2 separate regions of the Homo sapiens genome follow, and region 2 is linked to region 1. Evidence: chromatin loops called from intact Hi-C (ENCODE). Cell type or tissue: heart left ventricle. All regions are shown on one strand. Links, peaks and the distances in the headings refer to the core of each region. The heading gives the core; the rest is flanking DNA. Region 1 has its middle 36 kb from the start of DNASE2B. Region 2 overlaps MCOLN2 (mucolipin TRP cation channel 2).

Region 1 (8,340 bases), core at 225-8,224:
ATCTTCCACTAACACTGAGATGAGAGCTCCCAAGGATCCACCTTCCCCCACCACCCACCGCCAAGAGACTCTATCCCATGGCTTGATACTCACAAAAATCTTTCATTATTTGTTCATTCAACATACATCTGTTGAACACTTACTACATGCAGGCTGCTGTGGGAGGATGAAGATTTTCAAGAGTCAAAAGAAATAGCCTAGTGAATGTATAGATTGCCTCCCATTTATACTTTTCTACTAATAGCAACTGTCCTTAGGTGTTATTAGCCATAAACTAAAAATGAATCCTAGCTACATAAAATATTACAAATATGTGTAGAACATCACCTTTTCTTTATTGACCATGGATTTGAGTATCACTGTCTTATCTCTTCCTCAGGCTTAGAATAGACAAGGATCTATTTTCATTTATCCTTCTACTTCCCATCCATTTCCAAAGTTCTTAAACATTTATTTCACCTTGTCTTATTATAGATGCTAATTCCCTCTCATTAGCCAAGCTTGTTAGTTTGACACAAACCCAGTATTCAGACCTTGAGGAATAGCTCTGTCAATTCTAGGAAGGATTATCACCTGTGTTTCCTTAATTATGTTTCCCTTGATACCAGAAAGAATCCTAGCTTTTTGCCTACTCTGGGTTTAGGGCCAGTTTTAGTTGCAGTGTGGAATTTTCCTAAGCACTCCATAGTCTTGTTCAAGGCCCTTCTCCTTTACAGGCCCTCAGGGCCCCCCACACTGCCCTTTGACTCCTTGAGTTCCCTCAGGATCACTTGACAGACCCCCTTCATCCCAAGAGCACTCTGGGTCTCTCCTAGCCACCTTCCCTTCTTCAATCCTCCATCTAGAATTTTACAGGATAGATTTTTGAACAAACAGATCTTTATGGATCTCCTTAAACCATGGCAAATATCAGCGTTCCACCTTTAGGGTAGCTGCTTCATAGAATTATGATCATAGCATATTTTTAGAACTAGAAAGAACGTTGGAGCTTATCTGTGTTTTTTTTGTTTGTTTGTTTTGTTTAATTAGCATGATCTTTGCTTAAAAGAAACCTTATTTGGATATCTAGTTTATAAAACAAGTAAGAGTGGAGCTGTGCTGGATGGAGGGGCAGTGTGTCCCCACTGTCCTTCAACTTCTCACCTCTGAATTCCCAGAACAGCCTACACATGCCATCAACATAGTACTCTACAGAAGACCTCCGAAAACTGCCTGATTTGCTAGATGAAGATTGCCAAAGAGTTTCACTTTGTACTTCCTCCTTCCCCTTGGAGGTCTGATCTCTGTTCTCATGAACTTGAGACTATTGTCTGCCTGCCTCCAACCTACTTAGAGGGTCTCACGCCAGCTCCCTGCCAGTCACAGGCTTAACAACACTTTGCAGCAGTGAGTGTCATGAGGCTAGGTTTGGTTGACGAGGGTCCTTGAAAATATTCCAAGAGCCTGTACACAAGTGCTAAGTTTTCTCTTATTATAACATTACACTCTTAAAAATATTTAGCAAAAATAGAGACTTGTGAAAATGTTCTCCCTTCCAGCGACTGTGGTGAGAAAGCACTTCCCTGGGAGTCTGCAAAGACACAAAACATTTCTTGTTCTCACTTCAGCTTTTGACCAGCAAAATCCAGCTGAATTTTCTTTCATATCAATTGTTTCTGTCCTCAGAGACATCTAGATGCATTTGCATTACTTTAGTGGAAGCAGAGGGAGGATTGGCATGAAACTGGTAGTTGTGATAGTTTCTGGAAAGGTCCATGTTAGAGAAGAACAGATTGTTTTATTTACGTGCTCCATATGACAATTTAGGACAGATAGAAGATAACCAGGAAGGCTTGATGTAGAAATCTTAATTTAGCTTAGGCTCTGATTTAAAAATAAAATCTATGTGAATGGTGGGGGAAGAAGAAGGGAGCAATTGGAGGACTTCTTCATGTTTTACAGCTGGTAATTAAATTTTGCCATCCTGTTAGACCATATATTTTGAGAAGGCAAGGGAATATAGAAGAAAGCATGTGGGCTGTCAAGTCCTTCCTTCCTTCCTCTATTCATTTTTTTTGTCAATAATTTATGATTTATTTTTCTTCCTTCTTCCCTTTCTTTCTTGAAAAATTTTTTAGGCTCCTAAAATGTGCTTGGCATTGTTTGCTGCTAAGGACACAAGACTGAACTACACAGTATGGAGCTTACAGCCTGGGGAACATTATCATTCTACCTTTGTCATTTACTAGCTGAGTGACCTTGGGAAAAGAATAACTTAATCTTTCTGAGCTTCAGTTTCATCTTCTGTAAAATGGGAATAATACTGACTTCTCACGTGGGGGCAACAAATAAATGAGAATTGAATGAGTTAATGTGCCGATTACTCCCACAGTATGCCAGGTACATAGTAGGGGCTTAAAAAATTGGAGCCTATTCCCCTCTTACAGTCATTGTAACCTGATATTTAGGTTCATCTTCCCACATTCTACAAGGGTTAGGGCATCAGGCTCTTTATTCACTCTGCCTCAGAGTGCTCCTGAACATCCCCTTCAGCAACCTATAGGCCTTCCTAGCCATCCTGAATTCTCAAAACCCCTTCCAGACTTCAGCTCTTTCAGTCTCCCATTGAATCAGCATTTCAGTCCCTTCAGCCTCTCTGTTCTCTGGATCCCATCTTAGTGTCAAAAACTGTCAACCTCACCCTTCCCCCTTCAGCCCATCCTTTCTCTCCATGATGACTTTATTTCCTTTCATGTTCCTCCTGTATGCCACAGCCAAACATTCACTGCTGCCATCTCACCAGGATACTGCTCTTTTGTCTGCTCCATTGGCCATGGCAATCTATAACTCTGAATCTACCCAATTACTAGTTTTTTTTTTCTCTCACCTTTGGTTTACCTGTTGCTGCTGGAGAAAAGTGCTCAACCACACCAATGTTCATCTCTTTTAGTTTTATATTTCTTGTTTTACTGTTCCCTTTATACTGCCTCGAGAAGCTTTTACACATTTTTAGTTGGTTTGATCTTCCTTTCCTTCAATAACAACTGCTGTAGCATGCAATCTTTGTCTCTCTTTGCCCTCATCTCCATGCTATCTTCCTAAAATCATCCTCCACCATTCAAAAGTCACGTGTACCTCCTTTCCTACTTCCTAGTTGTCCAAGAAGAAAATGTATTCTTACTCTTTTCCAAACTCAATTAGTGCTCTTGTTCCTTTCCTCCCTCCCAGCTTCTCTTGAATCTGGTAGAACCAATAATTTCTTCTCTTGTTTGTCTCTCCCTCTTCATTGGCTCTTCCTCATTAACCTTCAAACATGTTCAAGTCAGTCAGTCTCTCATCGGGGTGCTACCTTGCTTCTCTTGATTATTGCCAAATGTCTTCATTGTGTCGTTTGTCCTCATTACTTTCACTTTCTCATTTATCATTTAAAGAGCCACTAAAATTGGGCTTTCACCCAATTTTCACACTACCATACTGAAACTCTCTTGGGGTGACCAGGGTCCTCTTAACAAAGCCAGTGGTTTCTTGAAGTTCTCATCCTTCTTGGCATGTCTTTGGTTTTTAACACTGTTGACTTCTTTCTTGAAATTTTCTTCTCCTTTGACTTCAATCCAATAATAATTTCTCTTAGTTTTTCTCCAAAATCTCTAAGCTTTCTGTTTCACTTTTCCATTAATGGTTCCTCTTCTGCCTATTCTTCAAGTGCTGGTGATGTTCCCCAAGTTTCTATGCTCAATCGTCTTTTCATTTTCTACATTCTTTCTTAGGATGATCTCATGCATACTCATGATTTCAACTGTAACATATAGGTTGATGACTTAAAAATTGGTAACTCCATGCCCCAGTCTTTCTCCTGAACTCTACTCCCTCTGCTAATAGCTAACTGGATAAATTGCAGGCACCTCACATTCGGTGGGGCTCACCTGCCCCACCACAAGCTGACCAGGCCACTCCTACCACTTCTCAGCTTTAATGTTAGATGCATTCAATAAAACCTGAGGTGCAAGACACTTAAGACCTCTGTGGAATTCTCTCTCTTTCTCCTTTTCCTTCATTACAAGTAACTAGTGCTTAGTAAAAGTCACTAGTTAATATTATAAGCAATTTCCTGTCCTGGGCCTTTACAAAAATTCAGTGGCATCCCAAAATAATTAGTAAGGTGAGAAGGATCTGAGTCACCAGGCCCACCCTGAGTTAGAAAAAACAGGCTGGGCGCGGTGGCTCATGCCTGTAATCTCAGCACTTTGGGAGGCTAAGGTGGGTGGATGACTTGAGGTGAGGAGTTCAAGACAAGCCTGGCCAACGTGGTGAAACCCTGCCTCTACTAAAAATACAAAAATTAGCTGGGCCTGGTGGTGCACACCTGTAGTTCCAGCTACTTGGGAGGCTGAGGCAGGAGAATTGCTTGAACCCGGGAGACTGAGGTTGCAGTAAGCCGAGATCATGCTACCATGCTACTGTACTCCAGCCTGGGCGACAGAGCAAGACTCTTAAAAAAAAAAAAAAAAAAGAGCAGGAGAGAGAGAAGAAACAAAGACAACCTCAAGCAGTGGCACATGGTCAGAATTTGCTTTTTGTCTCATATGTAGCAGGAAAGAACATTTCAGGCATCATTTCAGTAAGTTTCTGATATTCTTGCAATGCAATACAGTTTTGCAGGTAAAGCCCAAAGTTATTTGCTAAAGATGTCTAATTGCCCTTTTCATTTTGTTTTAAACTGAAAAAAAGCAAAACAAAGCAAAACAAGAAAACAATATCCTGGACTTCTTGGTCAGCAGGGGGAGCACTATCACTTTGCTCCGGGAAGATTTTCACCAAGGCAACAACTGTCTTTTAATATAGACCACATCCTAGCAACGAGGAGGAAAAAAATAATGACACGATCGATACATTTGCTCCCTGGTGGTTGCAATTTTTAAACACAGCTTTTTTTTTTTAGCCTTTGTATTTGAAAAATGTTTGCTTAGGAAGGGGTCATCAGCTATCTTTTTTTTTTTTTTTCTGTCCTGCCTTTTAGTCACTTTCTAATTTGAGAGAAAGGTATTTAATTCAGAAGACAGGGTTTTAAATGTGTCGTGGAGGCTGGTGTTACAGCACCTGGTTAGTATATGGGCTATGTCTGTGTGACACAGAAATAAAGACACTGATTTGCTCATTTTATTTAAACTAGTCAATACAGTGAGAGAAATCAGTCAAACTGGATTTCTGTCTAAAGTGACCTTTTGTTTGAGTGAATTGATTCAAGGAAATTGAAATGGGGACATGGTGTCCTTCTCAGACTCAGCTGGAGCAAAGCCTATCAAGCGAGGGTGGCAGCATCGTCAACAGGGAGCATCGGGCAACCGGGCTCTCATCTGGCTTCTGCTCTGTGATCTCGGACAGAACGTTTAACTTAACTCTTTGTACCATGATTTCTTCTCTTATAAACATCTCACACTTTTATGATGAGGAAATTATAAAATGGATTTGGAAGCATCTTGAAATATCAAGAAATGTCTATATAATAATTTACACAAAAGACCTAGCTTAGCTCATATACATTCAGACATATATAAGCTATAGAGGCATATATAGTACATATATACCCTATGTGTACATATGTATATATGTGTGTATGTAGCTAAATCCACATATTTATATATATGTAAGATATATATACACACATATATAAGAGATATTATAATTATACACATAAAGGAGGTGTTTAGGTGAAGACAATTCTTTCTGAAAGTATGACAGTTTATAGTAATTTCCCCACTTACAGAATAATAATAGCTTACAGGCAGAAATAATAAAGAATCCAGGACTCTTTTGATAATCTTTTATTTCCTAAAATTCTTATTTGGTGAAGAGAAGTTTATATCACTTATTTTCCATGAACATTTTAAAAAGAAGGAATTCTAATCTGTAGATGCTGCTTTAACTAAAGCTATCCTTATCTAATAATATACCTGATTAAATACTCTGCCAGAGTATTTTTCTTTCATCTCCTTTGTACCCTGAATGGAAGCATTGCATCAAAATATTTCTACAAGCATTTTAAGAGAAATAGATGAATAAGGGGAAATCTAGTTGGCACCAAAGAAACATGCATTTTATTCACTCAGGATCTAAAATGGCTGACTCGTTCTTTTTAAGTAAATCTTTCTCTTTTTCCAAATGACAACAAATAATTTAACATGTGACATTAGGCCTTTTTTTTAAGTAATGAATTTTTAATAAACAAATGGAATGGCTTTCATTTTTAATAATATATTATTCCATTATAAAGTGCAATTTGATCTATTTGATCTGTGGCTAGTTAACTCAGAGGTTAAGAGTGAGGTGCTAATGAATTCCAAGTAATAAGTTTAATTCCTGTGAGGTTCAGGGTTACTCGATACTATGGCTACAGACATATCCCTAATCCTAAATAATCATCCATCTTAAAAATTATTATTGCTATCCAAATCTGAGACCACGCAATGTAATGTCAGGTAAATAAGGCAAAACTATTTCTACCGTTAAGAGGCAACCAAGTCCATCTGCCCACTTGTAAGTGTTTTCAGTATCATCTTGGGATAGCTCCTTCATAATTATATTTTATATTTTTGGAGTACTTAGGAAAGGTATAAGTTGGGGAATTCCAGGTATTTTAATTAAATCCTACAGGACAACTGTGGTATCATACCTGACAAAAAGCTGAAGTACAGTGAAAAATATCTAGACTGGGAACTAGACATACTGTGTTTGAATCCCAGCTCTTCCATTAATCAGCTTTGAGCACTTAGACAAGTCATTTAACCTTTCCCAGCCTTGATTTCCTCGTGAAAATGAAGACAGAAATACCTATCTTCCAGCTTACTGTAGGGTTTAAATGAATTAATATATGTAAATATATGTAAATGAGTTTTTATATATACTTAGCATGGTGCTTGGCACATAATAAGTACTTAGTAAATAGTAGCTATCTCTAGCCTTCTGATCATTATCGGAACTCCTACATAAGAGGTATTGTAAGAATTAAATGAATATTGAATATGGACCACATTTTTTTTCTTTTTGTTTTTTGAGGTGAGTCTCCCTCTCAACCAGGCTGGAGTGCAGTGGCTCGATCTCAGCTCACTGCAACCTCTGCCGCCTGGGTTCAAGCGATTCTTCTGCCTCAGCCTCCTGAGTAGCTGAAATTACAGGCATGCACCACCACGCCTGCCTCATTTTTTTGTATTTTTAGTAGAGACAGGGTTTCACCATGCTGGCCAGGCCAACTCCTGACCTCAAGTGATCCACCTACCTTGGCCTCCCAAAGTGCTGGGATTACAGGTGTGAGCCACCATGCCCGGCCCACATTCTTTCTTGAACTGAAGGTATTTTGTTTATCGGTGAGCATTAAATTCATAGTAAAATATTACTATCTCACTGGGGGCAATTATCTCTTTATTCATTAATTAAAAACTCGCATGACAAGTTATTGTGTATTATGCACAAAATATTGAGATAGGAATAACAAGGGATTTTTTTTTTAAAGTGTGAGTATGAGACTTTCACTTCTGGGTAAAATGTAGAAGTCCATGGAAGGCCAACACTCTCAGTGCAACAACTTGGGGTAACCTGGATAAATGTAGTCCCAGCTACTCGGGAGGCTGAGGCAGGAGAATGGCGTGAACCCGGGAGGCGGAGCTTGCAGTGAGCCGAGATAGTGCCACTGCACTCCAGCCTGGGCGACAGAGTGAGACTCAGTCTCAAAAAAAAAAAAAATTATGTTTTAAAGGCATCAAGTTTCTGTGGAAGCATGTGGATTAGATGAACCAAAATTCCAGATAGAGTAGAATCCTTGCCAAAGTGAGCTGACACTATCTTATATTTTTTCACCAGATATATGCCAATCCTGAGTGTGGGTTGAAGGATTTGCCTACACAGAGAATCTCTGCTGGGACAAAGAAAAACCAGTAAAGTTCTTGACAGTTATAAAGGGATGACGTGACAAATAGGAAGAAGGCAACTCAAACACATGACTGATTTTCCCGTAACATATTTGCTGAATTCTGGTACTGCACAGAGGGATATGAAACTAGGGCAAGAACTTTTAAAAGAGTGAAATCTATCTCTCATTGTCTTGTGATGCTTAGGAAACAGGTCCCCTGGAGACCTTCCCTTACATACACCTCCAGTTTTTTCTTAAGACATTTGCCAAGTATTGAAGCTATGAGGGACAGAGGGCTAAAGATCTAGGCTGGAACTTCTGAAGGACAGAGCTGGATCTCCTGCAGTCTTTCAGGGCTGAGGAGATGAAGACTCCAGGGCTCACAATCACAAGCCCAGAAGGAACATGCTCTAGAATAGGAGCAAATTAGAGGTAGAGAAAGTCTTAATAAAAATGCA
Region 2 (8,340 bases), core at 44-8,043, 500 kb before region 1:
TGGCAAATTGGAAAGGCAATGCCATGTCCTTTTACAGGTGAGAGCACTGTTTTGCACTTGCCTTCTTCTTCCAGAGGGCAGTGTGGTTTGTAAGAAACGCTTCTTTAAATGTTTGCCATAGAGATTTCTAAATTTCTTCCTGGAGAAGTACAAGCGGCCTGTGTGTGACACCGACCAGTGGGAGTTCATCAACGGCTGGTATGTCCTGGTGATTATCAGCGACCTAATGACAATCATTGGCTCCATATTAAAAATGGAAATCAAAGCAAAGGTGAGGGAAGCCCATTTAAAGTCTCTGTTCTTCATCTTCTCCTGGATGGCCACAGGCATCTTAAGACGTACCATCCTTTGGAGACCACTTTGATTCTCGTGTCTTCCCTTTTCTCACACCAGCACAAGTGAGGCCTCCCCTGGCTTGGTTCCTCGTGAAGGGAAAGGAAGCCGATGTTCCATGGAACGAAACTTGGCAACAGCTCCAGAATAGTGACTAAGCTTGAAAAGATTGGTTATTTGGGCCTCATTTTTCTTTTTAAGTTGCCAAAGGAGCAGCTTATCCATAAACCAGTCCCTTCCCTGAACCTGCATGTCAAGAGCTTGTGGGGAGGATCTGTGACCATTGGGTGCTCCGACGGATGGGGTGAGGGCAGGAATGTCAGACTGCCCGCTAAAGCCTGACCCTTTGTATAACTTAGTTGATTTGATCTCCTAACTAAGCCTCAACTCCTCCTTCACCGCACTATTCTCCCGTCCATTCTCTGCTGTTGGTCAGAGGTCCCTCCAGCCACACCTCCTAACCCTGACATGCCTAATTCTCTCCCATCCCGGCTCCCTCTGGCTTTCTTCAGGCTTCTTCCTTTCTGGCCAACTGTGACAGCAGCCTCCTCACCAGCTTTCCCGTCTTCTACTTCATACCCCTGAGATCCATTCACACAGCTGTCAGAGGGACTTTTCTGGAAGTGTCTATCCAGCTGTTACCATCCTTTCTACCTCTTGGGGCCTACTTTGGGATGAAGTGGCCTCCCTCAGCAGCATGGCCCCTGGGGTCATCATCATCCAGCTCTGCCTCTTGCTCCTGCCCCTGCTCTGACCCTGCCCCTCTAGGACGTCTTGTCAGCATTGTGCCTTTGTTCAGCTTTTGTCCACTTACCTGTGGTGCTTCCTCCCAGCCTGTCCTGCAGGCCTGTCTTTGCTCTGGGGTCGTGTCTGTGGTGTCCCTCTGTGATGAGCTAGGCATTGTGTCTTTCACTGCATTTAGCGTATTATATGAGAATCATGTTTGTGTGTTTGTCTTTTCAACTAGCCCTAGAATTTCCTCAGAGCTGCAGCTGTGTTAGGAAATCATGCTGGAGTTTTCTTTCAAAAGCAGCTGAATTGTATTGTTTGGTACTTAACAAACACCATTAATTTGTATCCTCGAATGCCTAGGTCAGTGATAAATGCAATTTCTATTTGAGAGTATTATTTGGAAAAAAATTTAGTTCAACCTAAATACAATTTCTATTTCAGAGTATTATTTGGAAAAAAATTTAGTTCAACCAATTGAAATACTAAAAGAAAATGAGAAACACAAATATTTGGAATTATATCTGTTTTTCTTCTTTTTTTTCTTCAAAAAAAAACTCTATCACCTATAGGGAGGCAGATAGTTCTTTTTTTATTAATTGGTTTAATGTAAGGCTAATAAGCTAAGTGGAGTCAAATATTTTACTCATTTCTCTCTTTCTTTTTTTTCATTCCTTAGAATCTCACAAACTATGATCTCTGCAGCATTTTTCTTGGAACCTCTACGCTCTTGGTTTGGGTTGGAGTCATCAGATACCTGGGTTATTTCCAGGCATATAATGTAAGGATGCGGCACCGGGTAGTGCCACTGCAGTTGAGACTCATTTATTCTTTGGGTTCTAATAGCTACTTTTTCATTTCACCCATTCTGTTCTTTTTTTCAGGTGCTGATTTTAACAATGCAGGCCTCACTGCCAAAAGTTCTTCGGTTTTGTGCTTGTGCTGGTATGATTTATCTGGGTTACACATTCTGTGGCTGGATTGTCTTAGGACCATACCATGACAAGGTGTGTAGCTCACATTCTTCCTTCTGCAGATGGGGCACGTGGGACCCTTGAACGTGGGTTTCTAGCACTTACTTGCTTCCTGGTCTTCTCTAGCATGTACCCTTGACATCAGTAATCACATATCTTTGTATCAGTTTTCTTTTTCTTTTTTTCCTTTTCAGGATATAGAAGTGACTACAGGATATTGAAACAAGAACTGTACAATACTAGAAAGCATGTATTATAGTTGTCTGGGACTGGCTTAAGGGGTCACATGGTTACCCGGTGATCATCAAATGGGAAATGTTTGGACGTGAGATCACTATATTAAAAATGAAAATTAAGTGAGGAAAATTATTATAAAAAATTTCCAATTTAAAGTATTATGTTTTTCATCCAAGTTAATTGAGAAGAATGAAGATGGGCAGAGACTGCCTAAAACGACCATAGTAGGTTTACGATAGAAATGGTGACACGTCTTGTCTCTGCAGACGGTTTTGATTACAGCATCATCTTTCTGCCTTATTAAAGATCAGTATCTGAATTCTAAACTATTACCAAACTTCAGTTAGCATTATAATCTCAGGGACATCAAAGTTGTGCTAAGATGTTCTTGTTATAAAATGATACATTTGATTGGTAGATGCATCAGGAAATGAAACTAGGTAAGCCTTGGTTTTAACCCAAAAAAGTAAAAGGAGTTATTTTATCTTATGGCTTTTCCTCCATTTGGGCCTGTGGCAGTTGGAACAACAGAAACAACAAAAATAGCAGCAGCTAACACTTACTGCTTGTGTGTTAGACACTCTGCTGGGCATTTCGGTGTTCTTTCTTATTTACTCCCCACAACAACCCAGGGTACTGTTAGCCTCACTTAGGTGCTCTGCAAGGAGAAAAGAGGTTAAAAATGGTAAGTATTCCTTCCAAGTTTGTATACCAGTTCAGCCTTAAGTTTTGACCTTGTTAGTTGCATTAACCAAATCTGTGATCAAATCTGGTTTACAAACTGTTATACATGAATCTTAAACCTCCGTGCTGTCCTACCAGAATAATGTCGAGTAACCTGGAACACTCAGACTTTCTTCTTTTTAGGTGTCACATTTAATATGTCTAGAGAGAATTACTGTTTTTCCTATTTGAGATATTATATAATTAACAAAGTGACAACCTCTGGGTTGGTAGTAAATCTTGATAATATTGCTCTTCATACTCCATGTCACTGCTTTAAAGGTGACTCATGAGAAAAAATTATTCTTTGATATGATCTCTCTGATTTGGAGAACTTACTGTCTTAGAGCCTGGAAAAATGTATTTTTCTTCCTTGCTTGCCTCATGCTCTGAAAGCTTTTCCACCTCTTTGTCACTAGAGGGCAGTGTTGCACTGTGTGGAATAAATACCGTTCCTGAGGATTCGGCTTTAATTCACTGACTCCAAGGTCTGTGGACAAGTGGTCCCATCTCCTTTGCACCCCATCCCCGTCTCCCCTACCTCATCATTATTCTGGAAGGTGCTCAGATAAGATTGCTAGAATTTTACTAGATGGCTACCATTCTCAAGTGCTGTCTGTTAGGCATGGTGCCCAAGATTCTTCATCTCCCTTGCTGTGTTAACCCTTCCCTCCCCTTCTCTGTGAAGAAATCTGATTGTCCTGTTACAGAGAATAGGCACCTTAATATATTAAATAATATTCCTGAGATTACCCAGCTAGAAAGTGGCAGAGATGGGATTCAAACCCAGGTCGGCCTGACTCCAGTACCTGTGCTTTGACCCATACCCTGTAGAGCTTTTCTTGGTATTATCTAAAACAGATCATTGCAAGAGAGCATTTAGCCTGACAAGAAACAGTCTTGTACTTGGAGATCAACTGTGAGAGGACAGCCATGTAATCGGCTTCATTCTTTCAATGGTGTCAAGGTCACCTCATGGAAAATGAGGTTATTTGTTTTGTGAGCCTGACTGCATTTCCATATGTTCAATTTGTCCTTTCAAAGGATCCAGGTGAAACTGGGATGCTCTGAGCCAGCACTGTCCAAGAAAAATACAGTTTGGGCTACAATTGAGAGCCTTGCCTATACTGTAAAATTTTCTAGTAGCTACATGAAGAAATAAAAAAACAGATGAAATTATTTTTAATTATATATTTTAAGCCTAATATACCCAAAATATTATTTCAGCATGTATTCAGTATAAAATATTGAAATATTTTACATTCCTCCATACTAGTCTTTTTGATCTGGTGGATATTTTATCCACATAGCACGTCTCAATTTGGACTAGCTATCTATTGGATGCTGGCTATTCACACATTCCTGGTGACTACCACTATGGACATTGCAGCTCTAGACTTATGTCTTTCACTTAATGTTAGCTTTCCTTTATACCCCTGGAGGAGGGGAGGGATAAGGGATGTCTGTAGGGTTGCCTGCAGGTCTGTTTATGGCATCTCTCACCAGGCTGATATATTGGGGAAATACACAGCTGAGTTAATTCACTGAATGTACAAGTCAGTTGGGGGAGAGAACGTCAGTCTGGTTTTGGAACTTTGTGCTTTTCTTCACCATATTGCTGCCTCTTTGAATCTGAAGTTAGAATATTTTATTGCCCCTTGCATCCTTTCCCCCAAATTAATCCAAGCTGTCAGCATGTTCAGGTTCTGCCAGTATCTGAATCAGAGGACTTTCAGGTTACCTGAAGCCTTGAAAAGCTAGGCATTCCAAGCGGGCATTTTTGTGGGATTTTTAGAATCACAGCAACCTTGATTGTGAAAGCTAATTCTTTCTTTAAAACAAAACAACTAAAAAGGAGACATTAGGAAAACCGTTTGACTGATAGCTGGGGTCCCATAACACTTCAGCTTCCTATCTTCCTGTTAGGCATCTGATTTCAGGGGCTCAATGGAAAGGGAGTCAAGATGCAAAAGGCTTCCTGCTGATGTGTATTCCCAGCACTAATGGACTTTGGCACAGTGCCCTTTCAAAATGCCTGGGCACAGAGGGTGAGAGACTGTTGATGTTCTTCCAGACCTCATCTTGAATTATTAAACATTACTCTAATGCGGCTTTTACATTTCCAGAGGACTTTTTTTCCTGTGAGGAATAAATCATAGCCTTGCATTGTCCCCATTTTACAAATGAGAAGACCAAGACTTGAAAAGTTGTTGGACTTCACTGATGCCATGGGTCAAAGTTCAGCAGACTCTGCATTACATTTTCCTCCTTCCAAGCCCTCTGGTTTTAGCCAAGTACCCCTCAGCTAAAACATTTTGCCTAAAGTTTGCATGAGATTCTTGGCACCAGCTCTTAAAGCAAATATTTATGTTGTTCTCTGACATAAGCCATTGCAGGTTATGGTTTCATTGAAATTAAAGGTTTTTGGCCCAACTGCAAACTTATCATTTGTGAAATGAATGGTTGAGTTCTCATCGTGGGCCCAGAGAACCTATGGGGACTCTTTATGGAAATACCCATTTAATACGTATTAAATATCTACTGTGCACCCAACATTGCTAGGTTCTTGTAGACCAAGTTCTTGGAGGGAAGGAACTGTAGTTTGTTCCTCTTTACATTCCCAGTGTCCAGCACAGCACATAGACCATGGTAGGTGCCCAAAAAGTTTGTTTTGAACAAACAAGAAGCAGAGAGAGAGTAGTACCTGCTTTCCAGGGGCTTATGATCACTCAAGATCCAAAGGAATGCCTTACAAATGTGGTCCTTCTAGACTGGAAGCACATTAGGACCTTGAGTATTTTTAAGCTCACTTCTACTATGGAATTTGGCCACTGAAATAGACTCTGGTTCACAGCCACTTCTTGTACAAAATGGCAGGGTGTTACCAAACACCTAAAATTGACTGGGTCTCTGTTTTAACTCTTTGGTGTGTTAAAATAATTCTCATGTTCACAAGAGGAGGGGGAGGTAAAATGGTTATGAATAATGTTAATGTTGAGACAGATATTGTGTGTAGCCTGGTAAGTAACTAAACAGAAAATTAAAAAATGAATGTGACATGTACTGACAAACTAGCTATTTGCAGTTGAAACCTGAAGCACAGACAGTTGTGCTTGGAGTTAGGGGTTCTTGAAACTAGAGAAAGGAGTTGACTGGATTCCAAAAGAAACTAAGAAATGTGAATTATTAATGGTGCTGTCAGAGTTGTAGTTGACATCCATAGAAACCAACTTTAATGTCAATGTTTTCAGCTTTAACTTCAATGTTTTAAGGCTTGTGTAGCGTATGGAAAATATTTACTCTGGCAATCGCCTGTTTTACTGTTAAATAATCTACATATTGTTAAGTGATCTGTTCATTTGGATATTTCCTCTAGGTCTTTTTGGAGGAGGACTTTAGTTCATCAGAGTTTTTGCTGATGCAGCAAAGCCATGGGTGGGATCCTTGTTTGGGGTGCGTTTGTAGACCTTCTCCCTTGGCCACCAACTTTACCTTGCCTGGTCCAGCCACGTGGCTGGTAGTGTAAGGCACGGTGTTTGTATCTAGTTGGAGTACAGGGAAGTGTGTATAAAAACAATTAGAAGACCATAGTTCATTCTGTGATTCTTACCGATACGGAGTGCAGAGAAAGGACTAGAACTACCAGGGCACTTGGTCTTGAAGTACACTCTGAAATGACCCTTGAACATTGGCTTAATTGGACACAGAGAAGAGAAAGAAGAATAGAGCAGGTGAGGAGAATAAATTCCATGAGGGAAAAATGTAGGGATGGGCCTGGTGTTGGAGGAGAAGATAAGCACAGCATATTAATACTGTCAAGGAGGAGATGTGATGAGGCTGCATAAAGGAGGAACTTATCACAACCTTCTTGGTTTAGATTTTTATTTTGCATCCAAACTTTGTATAATCTCACAAGGGAGAAATGACCTGAAAGCCTTCTTCTTAAAGTACAGGTTTTACTGCAGCTTTGACTGGGGAGGGTAAAGAGATTGGAGTAAAAGAGACTTCCTTGGAAGTTTCTTTAATAATTCAGAAATTTGTGTTGACATCACAGTAGAGTAGTAAGGGTGGATTGGAGAAACATGTGATAGGAACAGACAGGCCTTAGAAGACTGAAAGCGGGGAAGAGTAATCAATTCAACACAGAGTTTTAAGGACTTAATTATTTCAGAGTAAATGTTTCTTTGGTAGGAGATTGGAATCACTGACAGAAATAGGGCAATTTAGAAAAAAAAGTTCATTTTTCTGGTTAGGGTGGTGAAAAGTTTTGTTTTGTTGGCATTTTCAAGGAATGGTCTGTTATATAACAAATGCCAGCTGAGCACAGTGGCTCATGCCTGTAATCCAAGCACTTTGGGAGGCTGAGGTGGGCGGATCACCTGAGGCCAGGAGTTCGAGACCAGCCTGGCCAACATGGTGAAACCCCATCTCTACAAAAAAATACAAAAATTAGCCGGGCTTGGTGGCAGGCACCTGTAATCCCATCTATTTGGGAGGCCGACACATGAGAATCGCTTGAACACTGGAGGCAGAGGTTGCAGTGAGCTGGGATTGCACTGCACTCCAGCCTGGGTGGCAGAGTAAGACTCTGTCTCAAACAAACAAACAAAACCTACAAATGCTCTCTAAGTGTAGAAAACATAAGAAGATGCTTATGTTAATTAGGAGAAAAACCAGGATCTAAACTTGTTAGATCCTGGTTTTAGATATATAAAAAGTACATAGGGAAAAACTGTGGGAATTGTTAAGAGATTAACTTTGAGAGTATGGAGGGGTGTGTGTGTGTGTGTGTGTGTGTTTTAAAGAGACAGGGTCTCGCTGTGTCCCCCAGGCTGCAGTGCAGTGGCAGAAGCTTGGCTCACTGTACCCTGAACCTCCTGGATGCAAGAGATTCTCCCACCCCAGCCTCCTGAATAGCTGGGACTACAGGCATATCACCATGCCCAGATAATTTTTGTACTTTTTGTAGAGATGGGGTCTTGTAATCTTTCCCAGGCTGGTCTCAAACTCCTGGGCTCAAGTGATCCTCCAACCTTGGCCTCCCAAAGTGCTGGGATTGTAGGGATGAGCCACTGTGCCTGGCCCAGAGGGGGTTTTTGAATAATGTTTTCCTACTTCTTATGGTGTTCTAGCATCTTAAAATAAGTAAGTTACCACTACTACAATGACAAAAACAATGTTAACAAAACAAGCTAACTAGATATCCTCTGCTTTTTAGAATACTCTATTTCAGAAACTAGTTTTTATTTCCCCCTACAGTTTGAAAATCTGAACACAGTTGCTGAGTGTCTGTTTTCTCTGGTCAACGGTGATGACATGTTTGCAACCTTTGCCCAAATCCAGC

The links. A loop is a pair of places that touch in the nucleus more often than their neighbours do. Peaks named below come from ENCODE experiments on the same cell type or tissue, not always from the same donor. Only the 100,000 strongest peaks of a DNase experiment are listed, where the experiment ranks them.
Region 2: a loop joins it to region 1, with 3 times the contacts of the local background. A loop is called at or near these places in 25 of 110 quality-filtered maps.

Annotation. Positions count from the first base shown.
Region 1 is chr1:84,430,402-84,438,741 of GRCh38, reverse strand. No RefSeq gene overlaps it. Among named protein-coding and RNA genes, the nearest start is that of DNASE2B, 36 kb to the right of the region's middle. In heart left ventricle, for the core only: a CTCF peak has its summit at 4,748 (motif pointing right); no DNase peak of the experiment used is centred there; H3K4me3 peaks cover 598 bases.
Region 2 is chr1:84,931,484-84,939,823 of GRCh38, reverse strand. MCOLN2 (mucolipin TRP cation channel 2) reads left to right here. Exons shown (of 14, transcript NM_153259.4): 9 at 122-271; 10 at 1,742-1,843; 11 at 1,947-2,069; 12 at 8,256-8,340. Among named protein-coding and RNA genes, the nearest start is that of LPAR3, 42 kb to the right of the region's middle. In heart left ventricle, for the core only: a CTCF peak has its summit at 3,401 (motif pointing right); no DNase peak of the experiment used is centred there.